Regions from separate parts of the Homo sapiens genome. Here region 1 is linked to region 2. A link is an interaction called in ENCODE POLR2A ChIA-PET data of the cell type or tissue named here. Cell type or tissue: Panc1. All regions are shown on one strand. Each heading gives the region's core, and the rest is flanking DNA. Links, peaks and the distances in the headings are about the cores only. Region 1 overlaps MAPT (microtubule associated protein tau). Region 2 overlaps KANSL1 (KAT8 regulatory NSL complex subunit 1).

Region 1 (2,910 bases), core at 163-2,662, 98 kb after region 2:
CAGGAGTTCGAGACCAGCCTGGCCAACATGGTGAAACCCCGTCTCTACTAAAAATACAAAAATTAGCTGGGCATAGTGGCACATATCTGTAATCTCAGCTACTCGGGAGGCTGAGGCATGAGAATCACTTGAACCCAGGAGGGAGAGGTTGCAGTGAGCCTAGATCATGCCACTGAACTCCAGCCTGGGTTAAGACTCTGTCTCAAAAAATACATAAATAAATAAATAAATAAAATTTTAAAAATTAAAAGTATGGGAACTAGACAATATGGACCTTTTTATTGTGACTTTTCTGACAACAATGGAGATGGGGTGGAGGGAGAAGGGTGTGTGTGCAGGAAGGGGAGTGCGTGGCCGAGGAAGGAGCCTGGCAGGGGCCCAGACAACCTTCACCTTCTTCCTCATTTTGCCAAGGCTGGGGCCTCCAAGAACCCCTAGGCCCTCAGGGACAGGGATGTGCAGGTGAGACCCTGGGTCCCTTTTGCTCCCAAAGAATAGAGTCTTTGCAGCAGAGTTCACATCTTCTGTGCAGCTTACCTGAAGGGACAGCTTTGGCTGTCCCCTGAGGTGTTGTGGGGTGGACGAGAAACCCCAGGCATCTCGCCCACCTCCAAGGTGACCCTGGGCATCACTGGGGAATGCTGCGTGCTGTTTGGAACATGTCTGCCATTTTCCTGGGCACCTGCCCATGACAGTGCATCCAGGCTCACTGTAACCTGTGAGGTGGGCAGGATGGCGACCCTAGGTGGGTAAAGGACCTGAGAGGTAGAAACTTGCCCAAGGCCACCGAGCCCCAGTGACCCAACTCCCCCCAACACACATCCCTGCCCTCAAGGCAGGATTCCCGACAGCTTTGCCCCTCTGCTCCCTACGTTGTCACCTCCTCCCCAAACAAATCTCTGCTTACAAAATCCAACTGGCTACTCTCTCAGGAGAACCTCCCTGGGGATTCTTAAAGCCCCAGCTTTTGCTCCTAGTCTGTCTAGCAGGTCTGTAGGTTTCCCACGATCTGGGGCTGTTTCTTGCTGCAAGGAGGTGATGACCAATCCGCCTTCCTCCACCTGCCACCATCCTTCCCATTCCTTCTAACTTTCTTACTCAAGGCAGTACAGTTTGGTAATGATAACTCAGGTTCTAGAAAGCTCCTTGGGCAAGGGAGGGGGACCAGTCAACATCCCTTGCCAGTTTTGGATTATTAATAACATGTTTATTTCAGCCCTCAGGATGAGCCACTCACAGGGGCTTCACAGAGAGGATCTCTGTAATGCTCACAACCACCCCGTGAGAAGGAATGATGAGGAAACTGAAGCTCAGAGACGTTCAGAAACCTTTTTAGGGTCACACAGCTAGTAAGCAGAGAGCAAGGCTTGAATTCTGATATTTTGATGCTAAAACCCATCTCTATGCTACTGTATCAAACGGGTGCCTTCCCAACAGAGCAACCCCTTTGGGAAAGGGGAGCTGACGTTCATTACCCAGGCCCTGCTGGAGTCAAGAGTCCAGGGGCTCAGGGGAAGCCCGAGTCGGGCTGGTCTCCTACACCGCGGGCGCATCAAGCTGGGGACCTGGACCGAGCTTCCAGTCTAAATCCGACGGCCGTGGAGCGGCCCCGGCGGGTGTCTCAGGCTGCGCTGCGGCCCTCGCTAGGGGGCAGCCAAGGAAGGTCCCGGGCTCCGCCGCCGCGCACCAGGCGCCCGCGGTGACTCAGCAGAATCGCCCCCTGGCCCGCGGTTCTGGTCTGGGGAAAGCGTGGTCCTCCTTATCCCTTCAGTTAAAAACTCAGACTGGAATCAAGGACAGGGAAGGCTGCACAGCCTTGTGAATATACCGGAAACATTTTAAAAGAGTGACTTTTATGGCATATGAATTATATCTCAATAAAGCTATCGTTAAAAACAAACAAAAATCCCCTAAATGGATCTCTTGCAGGTAACTGAAGACCAAGCAGAGATAAACCTAGAATCCAAAAATAACCTTAACATGCGCTTTGTTCTCCAAGGTAATTTTTGGCTTCTGCACCCTGTCTTTCCTTTGCTCTGGTCTCCTGTTCTGCACCACCAGGAATTTTCCAGCACATTTAGGCGGAAAGCAGGATTTCTCATGATAGGAACCATGTTTGAAGCATTTCCAGTTATTACCTCATTTAATTCACACAACAAACTATTATGCTGACATAATACAGCTGGGGAAACTGAGGAACAGACAGGTTGAGTAAGTTGCCCAAGGTCACACAGGAAGTATGTAATGGAGCCAGGCTTCAAAACCCAGACATCCTGGCACCAGCAGCAGACCTGTCAGGCCAAGTGATAGCCGAGATTAAATCAAGCAGTGACTGGTAACAGCTAAGGAATATAAGGGCTGGCCCAACAGAACTAAAGCTCTTGTTTCCTGGGAGAACTTTCTCCTTATTCACAGTTTGTTCTTGAATGCTTATGGTCCAGCTGTTTTGCTTTAAGGTATAAAGATAAATGTTAGGGCAGGCATCCTAGTCCTGGGCCTAGGTGAAGGCTGGAGCCCACAGTCTCTCGGAAATCCCTCTACTCCAGGAGCGGGGAGCGAGTGCAACTAAAGGAAAAGAGCCCAGGAGGGCTGGGTGCGGTGGCTCATACCTTAATCCCAGTATTTTGGAAGGCCAAGGTGGGCAGATCACTTGAGGCCAGGAGTTCGAGACCAGCCTGGCTAACATTGAGAAACCCTGTCTCTACCAAAAGTACAAAAATTAGCCAGGTGTGGTGGCAGGCACCTGTAATCCCAGCTACTCAGGAGGCAGAGGCAGGAGAATGCTTGAACCTGGGAGGCAGAGGTTGCAGTGAGCCGAGATCACACCACTGCACTCCAGCCTGGGTGACAGAGTAAGACTCTGTCTCAAAATAAATAAATAAAAAATAACAACAACAAAAAAACCTAGTC
Region 2 (2,910 bases), core at 316-2,815:
TGCCCAGCCTACAGAAGGTAGGAATTTCCTCTCAAATCACTGGTGGGTTTTTGTTTTTGTTGTTGTTTTGTTTTGAGACAGAGTCTCGCTTTTGTTGCCCAGGCTGTAGTGCAGTGGTGTGATGTTGGCTCACTGCAGCCCCCACCTCCTGGGTTCAAGCAGTTTTGTCTCAGCCTCCCAAGTAGCTGGGACTACAGTCGTATGCCACCACGCCTGGCTAATTTTTTTGTATTTTTAGTAGAGATGGGGTTTTACCATGTTGGCCAGGCTGGTCTCCAACTCCTGACCTCAGGTGATCCACCCGCCTCGGCCTCCCTAAAGTGCTGGGATTACAGTCAGGAGCCACTGCACCTACCCTATTGTGTTTTATCAATATGTTAATGAATTATGTTATGGCTGTTTGTGTATTTGCTTTCTGTTATTTAAATTTTAGGGACCAGGCACAGTGGCTCACACCTGTAATCCTGGCACTTTTGGAGGCCGTGGCGGGTTCATCATCTGAGGTCAGAAGTTTGAGACCAGCATGGGCAACATGGCAAAACCCTATCTCTACTAAAAACACAAGAATTAACTGGGCGTGGTGGCACACGCCTGTCGTCCCAGCTACTCAGCAGGCTGAGGTGGGAGGATCAGCTGAGCCCAGGAAGTCTTGGCCGCAGTGAGCCATGATTGAGCCAATGCACTGCAGCCTGGGGAACGGTAGTGAGACCCTGTCTTGGTGGCGGGGGGAGTGGGGAAGGGATGGGATGTAATCTCCCTGAGGATAAGGGCTCCATGCTGTTCTTCATAATATCTCCCAGGTAGTCTGTAAGTTTTTTTTTTGTTTTTTTTTTTTTTTTAATTTTTATTTTTTAGATACAGGGTCTTGCTCGGTGCCCTAAGCTGGAGTTCAGTGGAGTGATCACAGCTCACTGCAACCTTGACTTCCTGGGCTCTAAACAGTCCTCCCACTTCAGCCTCCTAAGTATCTGGGACTACAAGTGTGCACCACCACAACCTGCTTCCCCGCCTCCCGCCCCCTACAAAGATGGGGTCTTGCTATATTGCCCAGGCTGGTTTTGAACTGAGCTCAAGTGATCCACCCATCTTGGCCTCTCAAAGTGCTGGGATTACAGGTGTAAACCACCACGCCCGGCCTGAACTTTTTCTTCAAGGGCCATATGGTAAATATCTTAGGCTTTGCAGGCCATATAATTGATGTCAGTTCATGTCACAACTGCTCAACCCTGTCATTGTAGCACAAAAGCAGCCATAGACAATATGTGAACAAATGAACCTGATTGTGTTGCAACAAAAGTTTATTTATAAAAACAATCATTGCTAACCCTTGTCCTAGAGAGAATCCTTCTAATTGACAGTTGATCAAACATTAGATAACTATAATCCCCTGTTCTGCATCTGTTCTTCAAATGATTGCATTTCTGGCCACCTAAATCCAGTAGATACCGGGATTTTTGGCTTTTGTTACCAAAACCCCCTAGCTGTGATAAGGATGTGGTGTAATATTCCTGTGGCCATGTGATTTCTTGTAAGAGAAAGGAAACAGAAAACCTGGAACACATGGATAGTCAGGAGCTGGTGGAGCAATAAATAAACTTGAACACAATGAGTGGAAAACACTAAAACATTTTCCTCTGTGCTTCAGATTCCAGAGTCACTGACTTTTACCTTCCCTTGCCATTGGATTTATGTAGCCCATGTAACTGCAGTTACTATTTGTATAGCATTTTAAAGTTTGTAGTACTCTTCTCATATTTGTCTCATATGCTGCTTTCAAAATTCTTTTTTTTTTTTTTTTTTTACTTTTGAGACAGTTTTGCTCTGTCACCCAGGCTGGAGTGCAGTCGTGCAATCTCGGGTCACTGCAACCTCCGCCTCCCAAGTTCAAGCAATTCTCCTGCCTCAGCCTCCTGAGTAGCTGGGACTACAGGCACGCGCCACCACGCCCGGCTAATTTTTGTACTTTTAGTAGAGATGGGGGTTTCACCATATTGGCCAGGAGGGTCTTGAACTCCTGACCTCGTGATCCACCCGTCTTGGCCTCCCAAAGTGCTGGGATTACAAGCATGAGCCACCGCACCTGGCTTTTTTTTTTTTTTTTTTTTTTTTTTTTGACAGAGTCTCACTCTGTCACTCAGGCTAGAATGCAGTGGTGTGGTTTTTGGCTCATTGCAGCATCGGCCTCCCAGGATCAGGTGATTCTCCCACTTCAGTGGGTAGCTGGGACTACAGGTGCACACCACCATGCCTGGCTAATTTTTTGCATTTTTAGTAGAGAAGAGGTTTCCCCGTGTTGCCCATGCTGGTCTCAAACTCTTGGGCCCAAGCGATCTACCCATCTTGGCTTCCTAAAGTGCTGGGATTATAGGCATGAGCCACCATGCCCGGCCCAGAAATTTTGTAAGGTGTTACTTCAGTGTTAGTGCTCAAGGAACAGGCTTGGTAAGGTTGTGGCTTATCTAAAACTAAATGGCTAATGGGTTTGAATGCCTTCACAGTTCAGACCCAGATTATCTGATGCCTGTCCTTCCTTTTACTATATTTCAAGTTCCTTTCCAGACAGATTATTAAGAGGAGTCAGATTTTTACCCTTTTTGGGATTCTGGCTACAGACAGCGCCACTAGGAAGACTTAGGAATGTTTGTTGGGTTACTCTCTGAATTACTGTGTTGAATTGTATAGTCTCATACTTGAAGAAGGACAGGAAGCCCGGACACTTAAGCACACTCATTGGATATCACCTGCTAAACAGAACAGTCATTTCTTTGTCAACAGCATTACCACATACAGTTGCAAATAACCTCCCCCACCCTCAGATATACCCAGACTGTGTGTCTCTCAGCTCCTGTTCCATCATTCAGCATCTCTACTAAGAGGTTCCATTTCCCTTGAACATTTTCTGTCCTGCTG

What was found. ChIA-PET counts read pairs that join two places held together with the same protein. Peaks named below come from ENCODE experiments on the same cell type or tissue, not always from the same donor. Only the 100,000 strongest peaks of a DNase experiment are listed, where the experiment ranks them.
Region 1: POLR2A ChIA-PET joins it to region 2 with 8 read pairs; 2 of 35 experiments call an interaction of 5 or more read pairs at or near these places.

What each region holds. Positions count from the first base shown.
Region 1 is chr17:45,947,982-45,950,891 of GRCh38, reverse strand. All of the region lies in intron 1 of MAPT (microtubule associated protein tau), which reads right to left. Among named protein-coding and RNA genes, the nearest start is that of STH, 50 kb to the left of the region's middle. In Panc1, for the core only: a CTCF peak has its summit at 1,649 (motif pointing right); a DNase peak (open chromatin) is centred at 1,607; H3K4me3 peaks cover 739 bases; H3K27ac peaks cover 1,177 bases.
Region 2 is chr17:46,045,732-46,048,641 of GRCh38, reverse strand. All of the region lies in intron 7 of KANSL1 (KAT8 regulatory NSL complex subunit 1), which reads left to right. Among named protein-coding and RNA genes, the nearest start is that of STH, 48 kb to the right of the region's middle. In Panc1, for the core only: no CTCF peak of the experiment used is centred there; no DNase peak of the experiment used is centred there.